Linked DNA regions of Mus musculus: all the other regions are linked to region 2. A link is a loop called in an ENCODE intact Hi-C map of the cell type or tissue named here. Cell type or tissue: left cerebral cortex. All regions are shown on one strand. Region 1 overlaps Nfasc (neurofascin). Region 2 holds the start of Nfasc (neurofascin). Region 3 overlaps Cntn2 (contactin 2). Region 4 overlaps Nfasc (neurofascin). Region 5 overlaps Nfasc (neurofascin).

Region 1 (5,000 bases), 120 kb before region 2:
TAGTGTTCTACTCATGGGCCTGCTGGCTTTCCCTTTTCCTATATACTGGTCTGCCTCCAAAATGTGTGGATTGATGCCCACCCCGTCTTCAGGATCAGGACTAGAAGATGGTACGTACACGCCAGAGGCAATGCATTCCAGCAGCAGGTCCATGCCACGGAGAACCATCTGACTGCTCGATGTGCCCTGGGGATACATGAAGCTGGGCGTTCTTTCTGCAACTCCTCGGGCTGAAACAGGACAGAACAAACTTCTGTGAACCTCCAGTCCAGGTGTGCCAACACTATTGGGTTAGAAAGAAATGTCGTCACCACTCTGGGTCCTTCTAGCTCAAGCCACCCCAAGGATCTGATTTGTTTGGAAGCTTGGGGGTCCTCTGCTCCTCCAGCACATGTATGCAACCAGTTCCAGGTTCTGCTGAGAGAAGCCCAGAAGCCTTTCCCTTCCTCTTGGACAGGAAGGGACTATGGAGCATTGAGAGGTCCATCTCTGACATCTGTGTTCGGATGGAGGGGCCCCCAGGCCAGATCATCTCAGCATCCATCTATCCTCCCCAGACAGGGACATGGAGGAAAGAGAAGCCATAGGTTGGGGACACAGGACAAGCCACCTGCTCTCTGGGACTCTGATAAGGAGCTGGAATGAAGCAGCAAGGCCCCAGATAAACAGAATTATTAATGGCTTAGCAAAGACACAAAGAGAATGAACGAGGAGAGATGACTGGAAAACTGTCTGGGGCCAAGCCCACTCTGGCTCCTCACTCTTGACTGCATAAGAGATGGGGTGGGTGCAGGTGGAGCAAATGGCAGCCAGGATGGGGGAAGGTGTTCAACAGTTCAACTAGGCTGGAGCAGCCAGGAGATAGGCAGAAATCTTCCTTCCACACAGGTGTTAGAGGCTGGGTGGTGTACACTCCGACACTGTTCCCCATGGAGGGGGCCATGCCAATCAGGGTGCATCCACGGAGAGCATACCAAGCCTTACTTGTTTCCTATACTCTTTGTATAACTCCGTAGAAATGGGTAAAAGAAAAACAAAAACAAAAACAACAACAACAAAAAAAACTAATGTTCAACCAGAAGTCCCAAGTCAAACAGGAAACTGGAGGAGGAACACATGAAGCCTTAGACACATAAAGACTGAAAGACGAATATAAGCCTGAGACCCCATGGGCCGTAGGCTCAGCCAGACAAGTGGGAAGGAGGGGGCAGGCAGAGCTGCTAGGAGCTAGAAGTTCTGGGGGATGCCTGGAGTCGGAACAAGGGCATCCATCTGGGTTTAACTGCTGCTGGAGGGGTGAAGGCTGGCTGGTGGTCATCCAAGCTCAGTAACTCGTGCTTCTTACGGAAGCTGGCTGCCCCTGCAGGTATCAGGATGAATCAGAGAGGCTCCTGCCCTGAGGATGCCCAGCTTCTCTTCATTAGCCATCGAGAAACATCTCACAGAATTTATCTTTTATCTTTTGTCAGGGGAAGAAACGTTAAAACACACACTGAGGTATTTGGGCTCCTGGCACAACAGAATAGATAGCATATGACACGTGTTCAGGAAATATTTGTGGAGCTGACAAGTTAAAGGGGGAAGAAGAAACAAAAAAAGGAGGCAAGAGTTTACCCCGACGGTTTCATCTATCACGCCAGCATACACATATAGAACAGTGGCAACTGCAGGGTTAATCCATTAAGTGGTTAGTCGGTTACTGTCTATACCTGCAGACCTAGCAGCATTCTCTCAGTAACCAGGAAGCAGCAGCTTCCTCCCATCACACAGTCACAAAACAAACAAAAAGAACAAACAAACAAAAAAAAACCCAAACAAACGAACAAACAAACAAAAACACACAGTCATGGGCACCAAAAGGACAGAGAGATTCCAGGGTAGAAGGGTCATATCAAGTAGGTGAGTCTGTCCAGAGTTGTGAACCCTGTAATGACATGGAAAAGACTGCATCTCAGTCACCACACTCATTCCACACAAGAAAAGGCTACAGGGGCCCGTCTGAGAGCCTCTGGACACTTAGTTCACCCCACAGCCTGCAGCACATCATGGAAGCAGGAAGGATGGGGAACAGGAAGATTATTAGCCCAGAGCCCTGCTCTGGCCATCATGACGTCTAGCAGTGTGACCAGAGAAAAGCTACATTTAGCAGCAGCACACAGGATCGGGTGTGGGGTACCAATCCTCAGAAGTATCTTAGGGAGGAAGCAGCGACTGAAAAGCAAGCCTCGTTCAAAGGAAATGAAAGATTACCCTGCAAGCCAGAGGGAGCCACCACCGCCCTGTAAGTATTTAAGTAGGGCCGAGTGCTGTGACTGGTTGGTCTGCGGTGTCAGCGTGTTTAACCCTCACAATGAATGTTACCACTTGTGTGTTTTTAGCAAAGGAAACTGAGTTTCTATGAAGTTAACAGACTTTGCCCAAGCTCACAGGTTCAGATTTGGATTCTGAGCTGTGTTGCCATGGTTGCCGCTGAGTCTGAAGCTGGAAATGTTACTCTGTCCCCATTTCTCACAGGCAGTTTCCCAATGTTTCTAACAATTCCAATCAAAGAAACCCAAAATCCCAAGGCCAAGAGGTGAAGAAGGGCGTTTGGTCCTCTGTGAACTGCTCTGGTCTGTTTTGCTATTCTCAGCATCTAAGATCCCCGCTTTCCTTGGAGGCAAGGAATAAGCTCAGAGCCAAGAACCTGGGAGGGGCGGGAGGGGAATGAAGAGATCCAGAGCATTTCCGCTGGATTCTTAGGGACACGGGAATCTCCCACACGATGACTAGCGGCTTTACAGGGGAACGAGAAGGCTGGCGCTGAAGGGAGGTTTAGAAAAATGTCAGCTGTGCAGGAGGGAGTCATGAAAACTTAAGGTAGTGGATCTGGCTGGTGACCTTGGGAGCCTGTGTTCCCCAGGGAAGGTGCCTGGTTTCTTTCCTTGGGGGAAACACAGGAACCAGTAATTACAAAGATGAAGGTAACTATTGAATGAGGCTCTATGTGGTGAAAACTGTCTCTTTAGCTAGGACGGCTCTTTTCACTCTGGAGACAGGGATGCTCTGCCCATTTCCAGTTCAGGCTGGGTCTACCCTGATACAAAAAAACAACAAGAAAAAAAAAAAAAAAAAAAAAAAAAAAAAAACAAAAAAAAAAAAACCTAGGATGCAGACACCAAGCTCAAACCTGCATAAATTCAAGAAAATCTGCCAGAGGGTGGCTCTTGAAAGCTGTGGCACAGAGAAGACTCATGGATCCCCAGAGCCAGATGGTCAGTCAGGGGACATTAGGTCACGACCCCACTATAATCAAACTGTCTTCAAAGGGTCAAATGAGAAAGAGTTTCTGGCTGTCTTCTACCAAAAAAAAAAAAAAGAGTCAAAAGTGCTGACAGACTTAGCTGTTCCCTTTACTGAGTAGAACATGGCAGCAGAATATGGTTCAAGACCTCAGATGCATCTGGGGACCTTTGCCAAATGCAGCATTCTGTGGCAGCTAGATCCTACATCCAGCTCTCTCTGCTGCCTTCCGTTCTCAGAACTGAGAACCAGAGACACGTGAAACAGGCTTCCTGGCACCCCATCCCTCTTTCTGGCCCCTAAGTGGGGCAGGTGTGTGTGTGTGTGTGGTCTCTTGATCTAGAAACATTTGGTGTATCTTGCTATTAGGAAACTTCTGTAGAATTAATCTGAATTCTGCCTGCAATAGTTGCAGCCTCTCTCTCCTCACCCAATTCTTAGCAGAGCTGGAAAACCGGGCGGTTTTCCTTTCTCTGGTGCACGCTAATGTCTCTCCCTGTGGACTAGCTCTCCTCCTGTATGTGTGCCTGCCATTCTCTCCCCGGCTTATCTTCAAAGTCTCCGTGTCTCCCTTAATTTAGAAACAGATGGCCTACATACAATCCAGTCCACACACAACTTCCTCCTTTAAATCCAACATTGGGTTCTATATTAACATTGTCAATGTGTACTGCAGCTTAGCAGCTGTGGGTCACGATCCTCTTTAACCTTTACAACCATTTTTGAGGCTAGTAATCCACCTGTTTGGCAGATGAAGGAATTGAAGTTTTGAAGCATTAAATGGCTTGCCTAGTGTCACCTGGTGGCATGTCCTGGAGACTGGATTTGATTGGAGACAGTGTGGCTCCAGGTACACACTATAAAACACCTGCTTTCTGGATGGAATCAAACCCAGGTGCCTTTCTCTGCCAATCAGAGGGGAGGTATCTTCTGACCCATGTCCAGAGGATGTCAACTCTGTGCAGATCATTAGAACAGGGGGGCCCTTCTTCTAGAAAAGAGACATATCATACTTCGAGCCAAAGAGAGGTATGTACTGGACATTTGTCGCTGATGATGTTCCTTGGCTAGGAGCTCTGTGGACCCAGGAAGGAGTTCCTTACTTTCTTGGTTTTTCTTTCTTTCTAAAACCTTCAGCACGGTTGTCCTTTACAGCCTCCCCAGAGTTTCAGGCTATGCCAGCCCTGCCCTGGTGGGGACCGAGGACCAAGGTTCCATCTCTATGTGAGCTCTGTTGGTTTCACAGTTCTGAATGACTCTCACTCTCTTCTAAAAAATTCTGACCTCTGGAGAAAAGCTGGGTTTAGGCTGAAATCACTCAGCCATCTTCTGTGGATAAACAACTTTACCTTTCCCTGCCTTACACAAAGCAAAGAACTTGAGCCACATGATCTCTAAGGGTTCCAATGCGTTTTGGATTTCAGAGTACTCTCTACAATAGATATTTGGGGTTCAATTTAGAAAAGGGCACATTCCACAGCAGCGCCTTTGACACAGTGGTGGTTGGCACCATTACCTTGAAAACAAACAATCCCCAGAATCCAACAAAGGCTGCCTGCTTCCTTGGGCAGTAAGTCTCAGCGTGGTTCCTGCTGCTTGGTGCCAAGTTGGAACCTCTGTTTCCCCTGGCTCTCATTTCTCAGCCCATCCTCCACTCCAGACTCTGCTCATTGCTTATATTAGCAACCTCAGTAAAGACATTCCTACCTATCTGGGCT
Region 2 (5,000 bases):
CCACCCCTCCGTGTGACGGTGAAAGGACCAGCCAGCCACTGTAAGCAGAGCCTGCTTCTGTCCACAGGGAACCACTCCTGCATGCAGTTCCACCTGAGCCAGCCAGTGAAGCACAATTGGCAGGTCCTGCCCCTGCTCCCTGGGGAGCTGGCTCTGCTGTTGGCGTGCCTGGATTTAACTCTCTGTAGCTTTTGTGATGCCAAACAAGGGGGCAAGGGCTGAGATTCGTTGCACAAAGCTGGGAAATATGTAGGCTGTTATCAGAAGCCCCATTTAACCTGAGCCCCAATCAAGCACTTCAACGTCAGAGCCTTGATCCAATCAGCTCCCGACAACAGCTGCAGGTGATGCTTCTCTGATACCAGGAAAAGCTGGCAGATCGGAGGCCCCGACGCCAGGAGAAGCTTCCCGCCCTGCCCCCACAGGCAACGGGGAGGGGACCAAGAAGGGTGACAAAGCCGATGTAGCCAGTCTCCCAACACCGTGTCCCCTGAACAGACACAGTCTGGAGGCCATCCGGAATTACCACAGCCCACGTTTCAGTCAGCTGTGTTCAGCCCCTCAGTATTCCAAAGCAAGAACCTCTGGGGAAACTGCCGGGGCCAGACTGCAGTTTGTATCTTACCTCCTCTAAAGCCTAGGGTTTTAGAGGAGTCTTTGAGACAGGGGATTGGGAAGCCAGCCCTATTTTACAAAGGCATATACAATTTCTTGGGTTTTGTCTCTTTTCTTAGTAATACCATATTCTCTCTCTCTCTCTCTCTCTCTCTCTCTCTCTCTCTCACACACACACACACACACACACACACACACACACACACACACACACACACACACACACTCCTTCGGCCTAATCCAAAGAGTAAGGGTAGAAAATTGTCTCTCTCTGAAGAACCAGCTTAGTCAAGGCAAAAGGTGAAATGTACTGGACAGGAAGGTGATCCCTCCTCTCTCTCATTTGCCTCCTGCATGCAGTTCCACCGATCCAGCATCCTTGGTCACAGGGAGGACTGAGTTCTGCCTCCTTTCCTCTGGCTGCCCCCACAGCCTCTCCAGGGTCTTCCTTGCTCCACACCCTCTCCCTGGGCAGCTTCTACTTAGGCTTAAGTTCTATGGGATCTGAACCTGCTGGTCTCTGGCCCTATTCAAACCACACATCTCCTGTGCACCCTGGTCTCAAAGGCTATGGCCTGCCCTTGCCTTACTGAAGATTGGATCTGGGCCCAGCAGGGCTCACCTCAGTTCCAAGGTTAGAGGAGGCACATCAGGGCCCTCCTATCAGAGAAAGAGACAGGCAAGAAGAGGAATATTGTCACCCTCTCCTCTGGAGCTAGAGGAGGCATCTTTGTCCAGAACCACACACACACTCATACACAAAACACACATACATGTTCATACACAACATACACATTCATACACAACACACATACACACAGCATGCATAACTCAGCCAGTAAGCCAAGGGAGGAATGAAAAGTAGACCCTGGCTCAGTGAGTGAGGTGGGCTGTTGTGGGACCACAGCCTCCGTGATTCAGCACTCTGACCACTCCCAGCCATGTCGTGGGTCACACTCAGGACCATTCCTGATGCCAGAATGCTGGCTTGGAAGCTGAGGAAAAGTCTTTGCTAAGACCCCAACTCTTAGGCCCTCCAGCAAGGTTTCTCTGCCAGGCTTTTGCAGCCCAGGACTCAGGACAAGTCTCAGGAGCTTGAGGGCCATTCCCTTAGACCTGCCTCTTCTCCCAGCCTCAAGCCCTTTCTGATCCCATCTAGGAAGCAAACCTGAATAGTTCCAGGAGAGGAGAGGACCACACAGAGGCCTACAAACCCAAGTATCTCTCTTCCAAAGCTATGAACAGGCTCAAACATGCAGCAAAGGGCTTTAGAGAGGTTGAATTCACAGCAGTGAACACCTGGCCCACTGAGCCCTAGGCCTCTGTGGCAGAGTAGGACGATACAAGGGTGGGTAGACTGAGTCCAAGCCCAGTCAGCACCGGACCTACATCACCACGAAGGGCAGGCAGAGAAGGTGATGGGTAGTAGGCCGGCTAGGAACCAAGGAGAGTAGGGGAGATGTTCCAGAGGGAGTGTGCAGGATGAGGAAACAAGGAAGCCACTGTGAAGGGGTTGGGACTGGGTGTGAAGATGGGGACCGGGGAGGATAAACTGGAAGGGAGCAACCGAAGGCCAGCACTACACAGGGCCGCGGGAGGGAGGGCAAGCAGAGGGGCCACGGGTGAGGCAGGAAAACATAAGTGGAATGGGGAACTGAAAAGTGAGGTGTACAGAGAGAAAACACAGGGGCTGGCTGGTCTCCAATGGTGAGGCTGAGACAGCGAGGAAAGAGAGAGAGAGCGAGGGAGAGGGATGGAATATGGGATGTTGCCAGCCGAGTCCGAAAGGGTATTAGGGTGGAGAGGGCTGAAAGCTGGAGGGAGACACTGCCAGAATCTGGTGGGTTCCGGGCAGGTGGCAGTGTAGAGAAAAAAAAGCACAGGGATGTGGATGGAGGGGGATGGGACAGGTCGGGGGATGCAGATGGACTGAGGAGAGCGGAATCAAAGGGGGTGCCGCTGGTTGGGCTTCCGAGACCGGGTTCTGTTACCCTACCGGGTACCCGCGCTCACCTTACCTCGAGGAGCTCGGGCTCCAGCCCCGGGCGCAGTCCCAGATGTCCGCTCCCGGCGCCGCCACTTCCCTCGCGTCCCCTGCAGCACCTCTCGCTGCCAGCCGCCGCATTAGGGCAGAGACTAGCCCGTGCGCGCCCCCGGGCGGCCAGCGCGTCCCCGGCGGCCTGCGTGCGCGCCCCCGAACCCCTCCCTGCGTACGAGAAGCTGGGACCAGGACCCAGCAGCTCCGACGGATGCTCAGGTGCCACAGTCCGCCCCACGCGCTAAGGATCAAGTTGCAGAACCAGAGTCTGGGAACCCTGTTTTCTCCCTTGATCTTGGATACTCCTTCAGAAGAGTGGCACTCCGTGTTGTCGTAGGACCTGGAGCCAGAACTGTTGCGGTCTGTCCTGCAAATAACCCCTTTATGAGTTCTTAGGGGCAGGAATTTGTCCACAGCTTTGGAGAGCATAGCTCCCTCCAAAAACTTCCACTGAGTTGTTCATCCGAAGCTGACAAGGGGCAAAAAACAAACAAACAAACAAACAAAAGAAAAAGCATGAGGACATTACAGGTGGGTCTTGTTTTAAAACTGTAAGAATTGTTCTGCCCGGGGGAGACTCGGGGCACTGTCCCAGACTTGAGTTAGAGTGGAAAAACCTTGAACTTGGAGACCACATATCCAAATGTTAGCCCTGCCTCGGTGACTGAGCAGGTCTGAGCATGCAAAGTGGGCTGCGTCTTAGCTGAGATCCCGCCCCCTTGGTAGACCTCAGCTAATGTGCACAGGTGGAGACCTGTACCCCCTCCCACCTTGAATGAGCCCTTAGAAGCTTCTAATTCAGCTCCCTGCCTAAAACTACAGCCCCGTAGGCACCACCACTCTGAGACTCACTCTGAGACTCCTTCTGTGATCACACCCAGGTATCACCTCTACTTAGACCTGAACCCACCTGCCAGTCTCAGCATCCCCCCCAACCCACCTCTGCCTGTGGGCTCAGGAAAAGAGACGCTGCAGATCACCCCCCTGCCCCACACATAGCCTGTGCTCAGTAAAGGCTCATCCACTCACTGACAAAATGGCCTCTCTTCAGCTAGGGGCTTCCAACCCAACAGCTGCAGATGGGAGGCAAAGAGGAGGCAGGGAGGGAGGCCAGTTTTGAAAGCCTTGAAGCAAGATTGTCAGAATCCTGGGCGATTTTTTTCAAGGTTACTACATATACAAAGCAGCAAGTCACTTAAAACCAATACTTCAGCATCACCCTGGTATTAGTCCTGAGAATGAGACTTCACCCTACCAGAACCAGATGACACTAAGGAGCCAGTCAACCCAACCAGAGGGATAGGGTCCCTGGACCCTGGTAGGTCCCAAACACCTGACAGACTCTTAGAAGACTTGGGGAAGGCACTTGAAAGCACTCAGGTCTGTGTGGAGGGCAGAGTTCCCTCACCCCCCTTTACTAAAAGCATCCAGTGGTGGCCTGGTCCCTGGAATAAAGAATTCTCCTATCCTAAGAGGCCAGCTCCCTGCATCCTGTTGTGTGGATCCCTAGAGCAGCAAGAGGCAGCTATTTTCTGGTGATGCGTGGTGACTATTGTGTCCACTCTAGAGGCACCTGCTGAGCTCCACATGTCATCCTCACTGTATCAGACCTGAAAAAGTAAACAATTGCTTACACTTTTATTGTTTTTGTAAAGATTCATTGATTTTATTTTATGTGTACGGGTATTTTAACTGCCTGTGCTGTGCACCAGGTGAATGCAGTACCCAAGGAAACCAAAACAGTGTCTCTCTCTTGCTAAACAAGCAATCCTCTTCCACAGTCTTCCAAGGAGGAATAGGGACACAGGTGGATTTGTCCGTAATTGATGGAGAATTAACTTGGGAGAGCGATTTGGCAGGATCACTGAGACTCTAAATGTCCCTGCCACCGGTTCCATTCTTAAGAATGTGATTGAAGAGATGGCTCAGAAGTTAAAAGTACTTCCTGCTCTTGCAGAGGACCAGAGTTCAGCTCCCAGCACCTCTGTCGGGAGTCTCACAATCAACCCCAAGGCATCTGACACCTCTGGCATCTGTGGGTACTTGTGAGTGCGCGCACACACACACACACACACACACACAAACACACACACACACACATTGCACTCACATACACACAAACACACACAAAAATACACATATACACACAAATGTACACACAACACACTCAAACACACACATATATACTCATACACACACAAACACACACGTGCACACAGTCATACCACACAGAAACACACACACACACAAACATGTACACATACACACACATATACATACTCACATACACATACTCATACCACACACACACTCACATCACATACACACACACACATACATACACTCA
Region 3 (5,000 bases), 220 kb before region 2:
CCCCTAGAAGAGATGCATATTCATGAGTGGTCAGATTCTGGAGGCTGGCCAGGGGTGGTCCCAAGAGAGACTGAGTTCTGACGTTGCCTTGAAAGCAGATGTATAGGAAGCCAAGAGCAGATGGTTGGCAGAACAGCATCCCAGCATCTGAACAGACCACAGTCCTTACCTCGCACAGACAGGATCCCGGTACTGTTGGCTTTGCCCATGAAGTTCTCAGCAAAGCAGGTATATTTGCCTTCATCCGATCGACTGATGTTTCTGATAATCAAGGTGCCGTCCAAAGTGACAGTCACTCTGCAGCAAGGACAGAAAAAGATCTAGTCAACTGAGGGACACACCGTGGCCATTGGAAGGGGACTGACCTCCAAGACGTCATCTCAGCGGTGGCACACAGAACCTACCTGGTACTGTTCCCCAGAATCTCAGTACCCTTGCTCCACAGTATTGTAGCTTTTGGAGCCGCACGGGGCTGGCACGGGATACTGATCTCTCCCCCTCGGGCTGCAGGGATCAGCCGCCTCACAGGGTTCTGCCTGAAGTCTGGGGCCAGAGCTGCAGGAGAGAGGGTGCTCAAACACTCACCCTCGAGATAGCCACCCGCCCACCTCAACTAAGATGTCACCTGGCTATGTGCTAAGCATCTGGCCTCTGGAGACCAACTTGTCAAGTGGCAGCAACATCTCTAGAACTCATCTACCCCTGTGTCATCACATCTGGCTCCACTCGTCCCTCTCACACGCTCCAACTGTCTGTCTTGCTTTCAACTTTTTCCCTTTTTCTTTTAAAGACTTCTTTTATTTTTACTTTACACACACACACACACACACACACACACACACACATATATATATATATGAATGTTTTGCCTGCTTGTATGTCTGGGTACCACTTGCATGCAGTGCCTAAGGCGGCCAGAAGAGGGCGTATGAGTCTCTGGAACTGGAATTAGAGGTAGTTGTGAGCCACCCTGTGGGTACTGGGGATGGAACCTGGGTCTGCTGTGTAAGAGCAGCCAGTCCTCTTAACTGATGAGTCATCTTTCCACCTCCACGCCCCATAGCTTTCCTTTTAACCCCCTGAATGCCAAGTCTTACCTGCCTTTGGATCATTGTGTCTGCATGCATATTACCTGAAACTTCCCCAGATATTTACAAGTCTGTCTCCCTCAGGTCACAGTCTAAACGTGACTTCCTCAGAGTCTTTCCTGACCACCCCATCTAACCTGCTCACCTGGGTACCACTGCTGTCCTTGGTATTTTTTTAACCATACTTTTAGGGTTCTCTGGAATAAATTCTAAGTTTGTTCCTCTCCCTTTTCTTGTACAGTACTTTAAGTATTTAAGTACTACTGTATTTGCTCCTCATGAGATGCTTTGTAAGTTATTGGTTGAATAATTGAATGAAAGGAAGAGTCTTGGGGCTGGAGAGATGGCTCAGTAAGTCAGAGCATGGACCTGAGTTTAATTTCCAGTGCCCAGTGGCTCACAACCATCTGTAACTCCAGTTTCAGGAGAATCTACACTTTCTTTTGACTTCTGTAACATGTGATACACATACAAATACAGGCATTCGTACAAATAAAATAAAAAATAAAACGAGTAAGTCTTTGTTGAGCCTTATTAAACTTAATAAAGGCTTCTAACGTTCATCTTGCAGCAGAGAAAACGTGCCTTGTAAGCTCAAGTGGCTGGTGTTCCTTGTCCCCGTCTGAATGTCAGGCCTGTCATAGTTCACCCTTTGAATTTCAATTCCCCTCAAAGCGCTGTTCAAGGACAGGATGAAGCATTTTTTAAAATCAGGAAACTGAGGCATAGAATCAGGTAACTTGCCACAGGCCACAGAGCTGAAGGAACTAGGTTAAATACAGATCAGATCTTTTCAATGCAGCAAGTAAAAACAAAAACAAACAAACAAAAAAAAAAAACCCAAAAACCATGTCTTTGGAAAACTCTCAGTCTCATGTCTTGAAACTGGTGCTACTCAGGGGCCATTGGAAAACAAGAAAGAACATACATGTGTATGTTAGCACACGAGCCTGCAAGTGTGCATTTGGAGAAGCCCAGCCAGACACAACCTTCAAGCACCAGGGCTGTCCCTGCCTCCTGGGTCCTTTACCTTGTACAGCCAGCTCAGCACTGGCATAGATGGTGCCATGCTTGTTTTCTGCCACACACTGGTACATGCCGGAGTCCTCCAGGTTCAGCTTAGAGAATCGCAGGTCCCCAGCCAAGACCTCCACCCGGTTCTGTGCAGAAGAGCCAAGGCAGGAAGATGAGGACCACTGGAGGCCAGGAAGGAGTCAGGGGCGGGTGGTGATGGTGATGGTGGTGGTGTGCTGCAGAGGCTGTAAGCTAACATCCCTCAGCATGAGGGTTCATGAATATAGGTCTACTTCAGGGCTGCCTGGTCCTTTAGGTCTCCTGGAGGCTAGATTAAGGTTACATTTCTGGTTGATGGAGGGATCCCAGATCTCTGTGATGCTACACAGGTGACCCACCTGTGGCCATGTATCTCTCTGTGAGAAGAAGCACCAGAACGTCCCAAGACCCCTTGGTTGGCCCAGCAGGGTAAGCGGGCCAGGCAGCAGAAGAGGGTGGTCGTGTGGGAGGAAGCCTTGGTTTCCTACCTGGGAGGCCAGAGGTTCCCCGTTTCTCAGCCAGCGCACCATGGGCCGAGGCTTGCCTGCCGCAGCACAGCCCCAACGTAAGTTGGAACCAATGTCGGCTTCTGTGTCTGAGATCACCTTTAGCCACTCAGGCTGAGCTGTGGGGAAGAAAGAGAGGAATAGGGAATTATAAGGCTGCAGTATTTGTAAGTGACAGCAGAGGGCGCTGTTGGTATTCTGGGCTGGAGAGAACAAAGAAATGAGGGCGAAGAAGCTGGCACTCTCTGGTTGTGCCAGGGACTGATTTAGCAACTAAATCTTTTGAAATACTTGTGTGCTTTCTGTATGCCCCCGCTGAGCTCTGAAACGGCCTCTCCAGCTATGTTTAGCAGTCCTGGCAAGGGTCAGAAGGCTCAAGCAGAAGGCCTCCCAGTCTCTTGGATTTTCATGCTGCTTCCTCAGGGAAGACGGAGGTATCTCCAGCTCAGTACCTTGCACAATGATGCGTCCCTGGACGGTGTCACGGCCCTTGGAGTTCTCTGCCTCACATTCATAGGTACCCTCATCTTCAAAGCTAACACTGGGGATCTGCAGGGTGGGCTCTGCTGTGCCCCACTGAGGGGACAAGGAACCATCCACTTTGCGCCACTTGATCCTGGGAACAGGGCTGGCAGGGGAGAAAGAGCCAGAGGGGATGAGCTGAGCTGAGCATGTTTCTCGAGTGTCCACAGAGCCTATGCTCACACTCGCAGGCCCTCCTGAAGCACTGGACAAGGTGAAGGGGACTCCTGTTTGGGAGGGGACAGACGGGAAGAGGGCACAAACGAGACTAGGAACAGGCTTTTATAGGTCCCTTTTATCATCACCCCGCCTTTCCAAGGCATGTTAGTTATTAGTAATTTGGACATTAAAATGGGCTAGGGAACCATTGGATCTGAGGAATCAACATGTTACCCTGCTCATTTATACATGTTTCCTGGATGCTCAAGAACATCCCACACAGCAGAAAGCAATGACCCTTGCTCTAGAGGATCCTTTTTCCGGGACAGCAAGAAAGAGAAGCAAGCCTTTCTGCTGTAATTTGTGAAATGGCTAATGTAACATTCATGCCACACCTGTCAAAGCACCAAGCACCACTCTCAGGGCCTGGTATCCATGGACCCAACTGATCTTTGTAAGAATCCTTTAGCCACTGTCAACCCTGACCATCCGTCAGTCCTAGAGCTGAGCCTCAGATGTGAGGTTGTTTGCCCGAGGTCTCCCAGCCAGCAAGTGTTGAAGCTGAGCTTTGAACCAGCAGGATGGGGTCGGCACACTGTTTTTTCTGCTGCTAGCCCTGGCTTGCTCCTTAAACTGCTTAGGATTTTACTGTTTACTGTTGGGAGGCCACATGACTCCCTCATGCCTATAAAGCCCCTCCATCTGTGTGTGTGTGAGTGTGTGTGAGTGTGTGTGAGTGTGTGTGTGAGTGTGTGTGTGAGTGAGTGTGTGTGAGTGAGTGTGTGTGTGTGTGTGAGTGTGTGTGTGAGTGAGTGAGTGTGTGTGAGTGAGTGAGTATGTGTGTGTGTGTGAGTGAGTGTGTGTGTTTGTGAGTGTGTGTGTGTGAGTGTGTGTGTGTGAGTGTGTGTGTGTGAGTGAGTGTGTATGTGTGTGTGTGTGAGTGAGTGTGTGTTTGTGAGTGTGTGTGTGTGAGTGTGTGTGTGTGTGTGTGTGTGTGTATGTGATGTCTCACTGGCAGAACTTGTTTTATAGGTAGTGGGTGGTGCCTGTTTTGTGTCCAGGACTCTGTTAGTCTATTGACTTTGTTCTCTTTAACTCTGTGATCCCTCCTGCTCTTGAGGGGCTTTGAAATGAAACCCTGCCTGGGCCCAGGACACTCTTGTCCTGATGGTACTTACTTCCCAAAGGCAAAGCACTCCAGGGTGACCTGCTGCCCAACCAGTGCGTACGTCTCTGGGGGGAACCGGGCTTTGATACTGGGAGCAAAGAGTCGAGGATCTGGGGGGGTGGAGGGGAGAGAGAGATTGACTGTGTGAACCACATGCAAAGGGCTCCAGGGAGGTGCTTTGTATTAGGGCCCATGCCTTCCAAAGTTCACAGATCACCACATAAATATTTGGAATCTCCAAATGTTCTCTTTTTCTGGGGGGCCTGGGGCAAGGATCTGAGACCCGGCAGCAGGACCTCATATATTCTGAGCTGCAATTCTTAAGCTTGGTAGAATACCATTTCTCCAAGGCCTATTGACCCTTTCAGCCTCCATTACCCTAGATCCTGACCTTCAGCAGCCAGGTTGAGCTGCGCGAATTTGCTGAAGACGCTCTTGGTGGAGAAGTCCAGGTGGCTGGTAGCCAGGCAAGAGTAGTTGCCCAGGTCCGAGGCATTGGTGCGG
Region 4 (5,000 bases), 130 kb before region 2:
GAGCTAAGCGTGGTGGAAAGAGAAAAATGGCGGTCCAGACTTGAGTCCAACCTGCAGAAGGAGCCTTGACATGGGCCAGGAAGGGAGGTGACTGTGGGTGCCTGAGGGTCAGAGGTCACACTAGGTAGGGCATGTGAAAGTGTAGCCCACCAGAACTGTTCCTCCTCAAGATTCCACCCCTGGGCACCAGAGCCCCTGATTAGTACCAATTACCTTTGGGTAGGGCAGCCAAACGGTTAGTTGGAGTGGCCTGATCAGCTGCAACGGTAAGATGGGTTATCCAGGTTAGCAGGTTATCCAGGTTAGCAGGTTATCAGGGTTAGAGGGCTCTAGACGGACACAGATGGATAGCCCAGGCTTTACAGCTGTCCCTGGGCAGCCCACCTCCCAGGTGATCCTGTGTATTTCTCCATAGCCTGGAGTAGAGTTTCTGGCTTCTTCCTGTCCTAGTACTGTTAACATATCTGGGCCCATCATGGCCAGCAACGGTGACCTCCACTGCAGGAGTGCAGAGAGGAAACAGGGCAGAGATGGCAGTGAGGACCTGCTATACTGGAAGGGGTAGCCACCTTCCCGTCTGTTCAGAATGGCTTGCTCTCTGCAGGCCAGCATGGACAGGGAAGGGTGGCATCATCTTAGTCAGCGTGTGGCAGTGTGAGTGCCACTAACTCCTGGGAGCAGCGTGGGAGGGGAAGCTGGAGGAGGTGCTGGAAGTGTGCACCCCACACACACACACCCCACACATACACACAGCACTCTCCCACTATACTTCCACAGACAAATACACACACCACACACAGATATACATACACACCCTCCCACATATAACACACAACACTCCCCCTCCATGCTATACCTCCATAGATACATACCCTATACCACACTCCATATATACATATATACTCATACACATGCCACTGGCCACACACACATCACTCCCCCTCCACACACCTCCACATACCTCTACACACACACACCATCCCACATCCCATACTACACCCCTCCACACCATATCACTGAACACACACACACACACACACACACACACACCACTCCCCCTCCACATACCTCCACACACCTCCACATACCTCTACACACACACACATACACACACACACCATCCCGCATCCCATACTACACCCCTCCACACCATATCACTGCACACACACACACACACACACACACACACACACACACATCATCATCATCATCATCATCATCATCATCCTCGTCCTCATCATCCTCCTCTTGGTCTAGCATTGCTTCAAGATGGCTTTAGTCAACTTGGTGGTATGAAGGTGCTGTAAGAGAGCAGAAGAGGCAGAAGTCACTCCACTTTCTGCTGTTCCACACCTTTCATGTGGGCTTGGGAGGTCAAAGACCTCACTCAGGAGACAGAACTCCACACTGTCCTCCTTGGCTTGTTTGAGAGTGGCAGCTCCTAATCCAGAGACCCAAAGAGGCCATCGCACCTAAAGGCTGTTGACTATGCATTGCCCTGCTGACTCTGCATTACTCAGCGCTCACGGCCGCTCTGACTGCTGGGAAGCAGGGAGACGGGCTGTTAGCGCCGATGTGGGTGACAGATGTTACCTAGAACAGTGAGGTAGGCCTTTGCCAGGTCCTGGTCCAGCTCGGTGCTGGCCATACACGTGTAACTGCCCTGGTCCCGCTCTGCCACTCCGAAGATCGTCAGGGAGTCATCTTCCTTCTTCATCCTGCAAGATGCCAGGCTGAGGTTGGCAGGAGGGTGGCTCACATACTGGGTATAGCTGATACTTTTGTCCCACAAGGGGGGAGTGAGGAACTAAAGGAGACGGCTGGGCCAGGTGAGAGAGCACAGCTTCTGCTGGGACCTGAGGGACCATCTCAACACTGACTGGATGCCCGAGTCCTCAGCACCCACACCGGACCTGGCTTTGAACCTTTCTTTTGCTGTACACACTTCCCAAATTAGGGTACCAATACACTGACAACCCAAGACAGGCTGGTTTCGCTCTCCTTCCCTTACATGTGTTTTGTCCTGTGGACCAGTTTCAACTTCTCTGAGATCCTACAGCCTGTTTCCACCAAAGGGAGGGGGCACCCCAGAGCAATACAGGACAGCTCTAGAGCTTTCAATACCAACGGGCACTGGATGCCCGTGCACACAGGCAGGATGAAGCCCTGCATGAAGCTGGGTGAGACTGGGAATGGCTGGTGTCTTACTGCCTAGCTCAAAGACAGCCAAAAGCCCTGGGGAGGGAAGCTGGGATCGCTAGTTCTCAATCCTGACTGCACATTACAAAATACCCAGGGGACCTTTAAATACCATCAGCACCTGAGTCCTTACACCAATAAAATCAGAACTGGGGTGTGGGAGGTGTAGTTGGGGGCACTGTCAAAGCATCCAGAAGATCCTGGGCTGAGATGCATCAGGCACCACACTGGACAAGGAAGATGAAGCCAGACCTGCCCTCTACTGGTAAGCGGGGGCACTACAAGAAGAGCTGAAGGGATTGGAGAGTGGAATGCAGAATAAAGAGGTAAGGAAGGAATAAGAAGAGGGGATGTAAAAGGGAGTAAGAAAAGTGAGAGGAGGGGCTGGAGAGATGGTTCAGAGGTTGAGAGCACCGACTACTCTTCCAGAGGTGCTGAGTTCAATTCCCAGCAACTGCACAGTGGCTCACATCCATCTGTAATGAGATCTAGCGCCCTCTTCTGGCATTCAGGCATATATACAGACAGAACACTGCATAAGGAGGAGAAAGGATGGGGAAGACAGAAGATGGGAGAGAAGAGGTGAAAGAGAGAGCAACAGGTCTCTGATAAGAGAGGGAGAAAAGGTTCCTGGGGTTGTCCCCGAGGAAAGGTCACCAAGGCCATCACTACTCCTAGTAGCTCCCTAGTGACATGCGTGACACTGAAAGCAAGGGCAAACTTCCCCTTAAATGCACGTAAGGAGATGCAGAGATGGAGAGTAGAAACCTGTTTCCAATGTAGAGTGGCTCATCGTCCTTCAGCCAGGAGACTGTGAGCTTCAAGGAGGGGTCATGTTTCACGCGGCACTCCAGCTGCACCGTGGTGCCCCTCTTGGCCACCTGGTCCTCGGGCATCCTGTAGATCCTGGTGGGGTCTGTGAAGACAACTGGATAGCTGACCGCTCACCCTTTCTCTGTCCCCCAGCTCCTATGTGGCCATGTAGTGTGCCATGCCTCAGCTTGGGATGTCAGGCATAGAATACAAACTAGCTATAAGATTAGTGGGGAGCTCAGGAGCAATCAAAACCCCCAAATAGTTCTCTGGCTCAGAAATCCATGATGTGAGTGCTGGTTCAGGGAGGTACGTAAGCCTCTGGATCAGGCGGATAGGCTGCCTGCCTCAGTGCTCCCACACTTGGGTCATGCTGATGTCCACTGGGATCAGCCCTCAGACAGGGGCATTTCCAAAAGCACTTAGCACCTATGGGCAGCCATGAGCATGGCTTTATTGCCCCACCTGAACTCCCACTAGTGACACCCTCCCACACCACCCCCGTTTACCTTTGACCTCCAGGCGGACTTGATTTTCGGCTTTGCCCAGGATGTTGGTGGCCACACAGGTGTAGATGCCTTGGTCCTCTTTGCGAATCATCTTGATTTCTAGACTGCCGTTTTCGTAGACGTGGTAGTTACCGCCATCCAGGTTGCTTCCTTGCCCATTCTTAAACCTCACAACAGAGCAGCAAATACAGCATACTGAGAAAGGACTGGCCCAAGGGAGCCAGGGAGCAGCAGAGTCCATGGCTGGGGACTGGGGAGCTCAAGGTAGATGCACAGGGTCTCAAGTCTTGTAGGCTCTGCCTGTAACCACTGGCTGGAAAGATTCAGCCCCTCTGAACAATATTGGGTTCACCCAGATGGCCAGCTTTGACTGTTTAAAGAGCCCAGGCTTTGCTGAATACAGCCTGTAGGAAGCAGGAAGACAGACGGCCTCTGCTGGGGAGACCTGGTCTCCTGGGACTTACCATCGGAGTGTTGGGATGGGAGACCCAAAGAACGGACAGTCCAGCCGTGTCCGGTTATAAAGGATCACCCTGATGAGCTGGTTGCGGGCAGACAGCATCCGAGGGGGTACATCTGAAACCCCAGAGGGACAATTTTCCACTATGAGTATGAAGCACAACCCCCCACCCCCTCTTTCCCTGGCTCCTACCCTTCCAGCAGCCTTCCAGACCCCTAGATAACCTCATCTGTCCCTTCCTTTTACAAGCCTCGTCTAAGGGAAACCGATCCAGCCTACAGTCTCTGGGATTCAGGTGTCCTAGGAACATTACAAATGTTGCCCAACACAGTTGTAGACCACAGCCATGGTACAATGTCAAAGGATGACATCTTTCCTGTTTAGGTGAGGAGAGAGTGAGTTTATCCATCTGTCTGTCTCCCATCTGTCCCACATCCAGACTAGCTTTTGCAAAGGGGTTTCCCCAAAGTCTTCCACAGCTTCTGGAGCTGATCCTCCACAGCCCTGAGATATACCGTATCTGCCACTTCCTTCTCTCTGCCCAAGGAGCGCAGCAGCCATGCTCAGAAAGAAGCTCTTCCTATGCCGCTTCTCTGATGGAAGGAGCCCTATGGTCACCTGGCTTGGTGGAGTGCAAGTCCTCCATTCATGTGCCACACCTCCCCAGGCCTGCCCAATGTGCCCAGGCTGCAGAGAACATGTACTTCATGACGTCACTGGACCCCAGGAAGACCCCACTGCCAGTGGGCAGAGACTCACCTAACACGCTGACGAAGGCATTGGCCAGCAGGTAGCCATGTTCATTGGATGTATTACATTGGTACACTGCCCTGCTGCTGATCTGAGTATCCCGGAAGATGATAGTGTCTCCAGCTACCTCACGGTTGGGATTGGGTGGTGCCGCTACAGGTAAGAAAGAGAGGCTTCCCGTAAGAAACAGAAAAGGGCAGAGTGAAGGACATGCAGGGTCTCTCTCTCTCTCTCTCTCTCTCTCTCTCTCTCTCTCTCTCTCTCTCTCT
Region 5 (5,000 bases), 86 kb before region 2:
ATCTAGTGCAGGGTGACCTATGACCTCCCTGGGACATGGCCGGGCGGGGCTAAGTGGCAGGCTGCTTTGCATCTCCCCACTCTGGGTGCAGCCCAGGAAGAACACTTCCTAGAGGCTCCTTCTCCCTTTGCCTCCACCTCTGCCAGCTCCGGATCCACAGGTGACCTGGGAAGGGTGGGAGGTGCCACACTGGAGGATGCTCTTTCCAACTCCAAGGCCTTCCTGAGATTTGACAAGTCCTGGGTCACAACTGGCGGGCTCTCATGACTGGTTGGGGGTGGACAGGAGATGGCATGGAGAGTTCCAGGCTGGAAAGGGGACTGTCTGCTGCTGAGCTGGCCCTGGAAACACAGGAGGAGGAGCAAGCAGGCTCATGGTCAGGGCTCAGGGAGACTGGGCTTGGAATGGGTTAAGTTCCATTTGAAACGCCCCCAAGCCATGAATAACAGTCTTGTAGGCTCTCCCAGGCTGTGTGCGTGAATTTATGCCTAGGGGTACACCAACAGAGTAGAGCGGAGGCTACATGCCAGCAATTAGCTCTTGGAAATAAGCTAATCCAGAGACTAGAATAGTACTACAAGAACCAACTAAGGAACACATTCACACATCACTGCCATGGGAAATTGTGGGGGAGCAGGGAGATAATAAAGGCCCCCCGGAAGCCAACGCAAATCCCAGCCGCTCCCATTGAAAAGACAGGCAGCAAGGCTGATCACGAGAGCTGTCCCCAAACAACCTGGGATCACGGGATCAGAGGCACATCTGATCATGGGTGGGAGATCTGCCAGGGCTCAGAGTCATCCCAAGTGACTACAATTCTACATGGAAAGGCAAGCTGTCCCCCGATGGACTAGAAGATGCAAATAATTCACTCCTAATACTCGAAACCATGACATTAGCAAATGGCTTATATCAGCGGTTCTCAACCTGTGGGTCGAATGACCCTTTCATGAATATTTACAGTATGATTCATAACAGTAGCAAAATTACAGGTATGAAGTAGCAACGAAATAACTATATGGTTGGGCATCCCCACAACATGAGGAACTGTATTAATGGGTTGCAGCACTATGGAAGGCTGAGAAGCACTGTTTTATACATAAAAACAAATCCCAGTCCCCCTCCTCGAAGGGCAGAGAGCCCTGCATGCCGTGTCTGCCAGGGAAAGATGAAAGGGTAAGTCCACATTCTCACTCACATTCCACCAATAATAAGCAGCCCGGGTCTTCTGTCCAGCCCAGACTCAAACCTGTCCTTTCTGCTTCCCAGATCCTCTCTCCTTATTTAGTGCGCTGACTTGCACCACTAATTCAAGGACCTCGCTGTCTCCTCCATGTCAGGACAATTCCCCTTGGTCCCCAGCACACCCCATGCTCACCCTGTGGCCATTGCCTCCTGCCTTGTGGGAGGAGCCCTGGGTCAGTGTCCTGTACCCACTCTGATCAGTGCTGAGCCTGCATCGTGTCTCCCTCTGCAGCTGCAGCGAGACAGCGTGATAAATCCTCACGAGCAGCCATTGTATTAGACACGTTCTACTATGGGGAGGTATTTGGCTCATCAAGTACATCTGCCTAATAGATCCTCAATTAATAAAAGGCCTGATGAATCTGCTGTTAGTGGTTATGCGGAAGTGGTGAGGCAGCGGCAATTGCTGGGATCTCTTAACTCGGAGTCCTCGGAAGCAGAGCCTCTTACTGCTCAGCCAGCCGACTCCCCAGATGTCTTTACTTTCCAGAATGCTCCCCCACTCCCTTTCAGCTTTTACTCTGCTTGACCGCAGGCAGGTTCACCCTCAGTGCTATCCTTGCTGGCTCTCAGAGCCCAGCTGTGCAGGTGCCTTTTCAGCCTCCCACTGTTCATTCTAAGGCATTAGAAATGCTGATTTTGGAAATGCTCTGAAGCAGAGTGGTCGGCCTGAGACACCCAAGGTCCCTCTTGGGTGATCCAGTGGCCCAGTGACACCCACTCCCACTCTGTCTCTCTCATACCAATGAAGGGAATGGCAGACAACCATCCAAGTACAAGAAACTGTCCAGCTCATGGGCATCTAAGGCCAACACGTGGGTTCTTGGGAACTCAAAATACCAGCCAAACATGGCCACTACCACGTGCCAAGGAGACAAAACACCAGTGCGGAGGAGAAAGGTAGATGGGGTTTTTGGAAGGTGATATCAGACAAGGAAGAAGTGTGGAGGAGCTCCTGGCTTTCCTGCTGTGACAGCATCTGGCATTGTGTCACCGAATCTCCTTCTTGTCACAGATGAACTGTCCTCACCGCTCTGCATCTTCTGTGAAAGTCAATCTGCCCACGTGATCACCTCCTACTGAAAGACTCAGGAATTGCACCATACCAGGGATGCCTCTTGGTGGGGAAGGAGGCATTCTTTTGCCTGTTTCTCCTGTACTGCCTTCCTCTGACCCAGCGAGGACAGACACTAGCTTCCTGACCTGGGTGTGGGCCAACAATCATTTAGGACTTTCACACAGCCAGGGAAACCTGGTACAAGGCTGACTCCTTGTCTGCCTTCTTGGGGCTGGAAGGGGTGGTCTCCAGCTGCCCTGGTGTGCCTCATGGTGTGCTTGGTGCTTGGCTCCATTCCATTGTCAGGCAGGAATGGGGAGGAGTGCAGGGCTCCTTCCCATTAAAGATATAAGCAGGTTGCCTCCTCTGCAAGCCTGAGCTGAGGCCACCGAGGCTTCTGGAATAGGGGAAGGTGTCAGCCAGTCTTCATTCTTTCTCTCTGGGGAAGGGCAGAAGAGAATGCCTGGGTTTGCATTAGTCATTTGGCCTTTCCTGCACAATGACCAGATCTATAGGCTGAAACCTGATACCTTCAGGTGAATCACCTGGCTATTAAGCTGGGGAGAAGAAGGGGTGGAAGGAAGTGAGACATGACCTTTTCCTCTAGGTGACAACCGGGAGGACCTAGGGAGCATCTAGTGTCACACCATACTTCCTGGGGTGGGAAAGCATCCCAGGGCACTGTGTGACTCACAGGCCACCGGCAGGACCAGAGGCCTGCGGAAGGCAGCAGCTGCTCTGGAGTGGGGGTGGCCTGCACCTCACTGTAGGGACATACATAGAACTTGTGTTCTATACTGTGACTACACCTTCTGGGTCTGCACGGACCTTTGGATTCTCTGATCATTGTGCTCTTTAGGATGATTTTTCTCCATTGCCTCCCATCACAACAGCAGCAAGATGGACATCTTTACATTTCTATCCTCGTCTACACAGGAAGTGGGAGGTTGCCTGCCTCATGCTGTCGTTCTGACACAAGGCCCGCTGGAGCCCAGTACATCCCTGCTTGGTATTTCAAGGTGGCCAAGGGATACATTCCTTAGCCACAAAACCAAATCAGCAGTCACTAAGCCTCATAGATGCTATGATCCAGCAAGCTGTCGAGTTTCTTGCTTTATAGATACATTACACAATGCATATATACATATATTATACATATATATGTACATACATGTACATATATACACATGTGTGAATATGCACACATATATGTGCATATACATACATGTATAGATGTGTATATACGTAAGACAATACATATATATGGACACACATATCTACATATGTATGTATGTGTGTATATATATATACATATACATATATATATAAACTATCTATAACTATATATAGAGAAAACTATATGTGTGTGTGTATGTGTATATATATATATTTTTCCTTCTCTTGTCCTTTTAAGGACAGAACTAGAAAACACAAACAGTAGTAACAATCAGGGTTCACCCTAGTGGCCTGTGTTAGCCACCTAGATCCTATGTCCTCAAAGCTCCACACCCTTACAGACCAGTATCACAAGCTGGAGTGCTACACACGTCCTCGGTGTAACATTTCACGCTCAAACCACAACCCAGGATTACAGGAAACCTATCCCAGAGAGCCAGAACAGCAAGTGAGAGAAAGGCAGAGAGGTCTCTAAAAGAGGACTGGGCCGGGTAGAGAAGTGGTGGGTGAGAGGGCACTCTTGGCATCTGCTTTCAGAGAGCAACAATCACCAGAAAGGCTAGCATTGCACAGGCTGCAGCCAGAGCCACACAGGAAGGAGTCTGAGGGAGGAGAAGAGATGACTCTCAGCTCCAGAGAAGTGTTGCAAACCAGAAGGGCAGGAGTCCTGCCTCTACAGCACCCAAGCTGGCTTCTCTCCCTGGGCTCCCTGCCCTGGTTTCTACCATCCAACAGAAAGCTTTCTCAGCACTGGACACTCTACTGGACTTTCTTCACAGGAAGTGGGGCGGTGTGGGGGAGAGGGGAGCAGGGGAGGAGAGGCAACAGGGATCTGGATATCAGGCAGTGTTACAGCTGTCTCCCCAGCATGCCGCCATTTAAGGGAGTGGATCACAAAGCTGGGGAGACAGTGATCATAATCCTGTGTGGCAGACCCCAAGGGTGAGTGGGCTCAAGTGTTGGATTGAGTAAGGATGGACCCAGATGGGAGGGAGGGTGTAGACAGGAAGTGGAATGTCCAAAAGGGATGCTGGGATTAATATCAGAAGACTTGGGGGCTCTAAGAAAGAAGTGCAGAGTTCCCACAGGATGCAGTCATCATCCATCAAGTGACTGCGCAAATAAGACATGGTCTACCCACGCAATGGACGGTTACTCGACCACTCCCTGGACGGCCCTGCTTATGCCTTGCACCATGGATAAACCAGTAATGTTTCGCTAAGTAAAGCAACCAGACCACCTACTGCATGGTTCCATGTATAGGAAACCTCCAGAGTGGCTCCAAGGACTTGGAAAGTAGGCTAATGACAGTCATTAGCCTGGGGCTGGGGATAGAGTCATGGACAGAGTCCACATGATAATGGGATGGCTTGGGGGGCGGGGGTATTGCAAAAGGTGATACAATTACAAAAATTCAGTAGTTTGTAGCAGTCTGCTCTAGGCCCTAGCAAGAAACTATATATGGGAGCCATCCTTGAGCTGAATCATATGTGAATTACATCCTATTAAAGCAGTTATTAAA

The links. Peaks named below come from ENCODE experiments on the same cell type or tissue, not always from the same donor. Only the 100,000 strongest peaks of a DNase experiment are listed, where the experiment ranks them.
Region 1: it touches region 2 in a loop (4-fold over the local background); 8 of 42 quality-filtered maps call a loop at or near these places.
Region 3: a loop joins it to region 2, with 2.9 times the contacts of the local background. A loop is called at or near these places in 9 of 42 quality-filtered maps.
Region 4: it touches region 2 in a loop (5-fold over the local background); 2 of 42 quality-filtered maps call a loop at or near these places.
Region 5: a loop joins it to region 2, with 4 times the contacts of the local background. A loop is called at or near these places in 4 of 42 quality-filtered maps.

The regions. Positions count from the first base shown.
Region 1 is chr1:132,621,394-132,626,393 of GRCm38, forward strand. It overlaps Nfasc (neurofascin), which reads right to left. Exons shown (of 30, transcript NM_182716.4): 9 at 119-230. Among named protein-coding and RNA genes, the nearest start is that of Gm46157, 45 kb to the right of the region's middle. In left cerebral cortex, a CTCF peak has its summit at 2,256; DNase peaks (open chromatin) are centred at 2,424, 2,728, 3,273, 3,553 and 2 more places; H3K27ac peaks cover 3,185 bases.
Region 2 is chr1:132,739,038-132,744,037 of GRCm38, forward strand. It overlaps Nfasc (neurofascin), which reads right to left and starts at 2,760. Exons shown (of 30, transcript NM_182716.4): 1 at 2,634-2,760. In left cerebral cortex, a CTCF peak has its summit at 2,774; DNase peaks (open chromatin) are centred at 342, 1,168, 2,130, 2,310 and 1 more place; H3K4me3 peaks cover 3,261 bases; H3K27ac peaks cover 3,097 bases.
Region 3 is chr1:132,523,189-132,528,188 of GRCm38, forward strand. Cntn2 (contactin 2) reads right to left here. Exons shown (of 23, transcript NM_177129.5): 6 at 4,888-5,000; 7 at 4,507-4,606; 8 at 3,100-3,275; 9 at 2,630-2,766; 10 at 2,119-2,248; 11 at 405-555; 12 at 170-297. Among named protein-coding and RNA genes, the nearest start is that of Cntn2, 17 kb to the right of the region's middle. In left cerebral cortex, CTCF peaks have their summits at 934 (motif pointing right) and 2,822 (motif pointing right); DNase peaks (open chromatin) are centred at 924 and 2,851; H3K27ac peaks cover 554 bases.
Region 4 is chr1:132,606,790-132,611,789 of GRCm38, forward strand. Nfasc (neurofascin) reads right to left here. Exons shown (of 30, transcript NM_182716.4): 12 at 4,741-4,884; 13 at 3,986-4,097; 14 at 3,522-3,688; 15 at 2,968-3,115; 16 at 1,594-1,718; 17 at 214-258. Among named protein-coding and RNA genes, the nearest start is that of Gm46157, 59 kb to the right of the region's middle. In left cerebral cortex, CTCF peaks have their summits at 2,492 (motif pointing left) and 2,719 (motif pointing left); DNase peaks (open chromatin) are centred at 689 and 2,533.
Region 5 is chr1:132,653,514-132,658,513 of GRCm38, forward strand. The region is part of intron 2 of Nfasc (neurofascin); the gene reads right to left. Among named protein-coding and RNA genes, the nearest start is that of Gm46157, 13 kb to the right of the region's middle. In left cerebral cortex, a CTCF peak has its summit at 2,318; DNase peaks (open chromatin) are centred at 548, 1,630, 2,269, 3,037 and 2 more places; H3K27ac peaks cover 1,325 bases.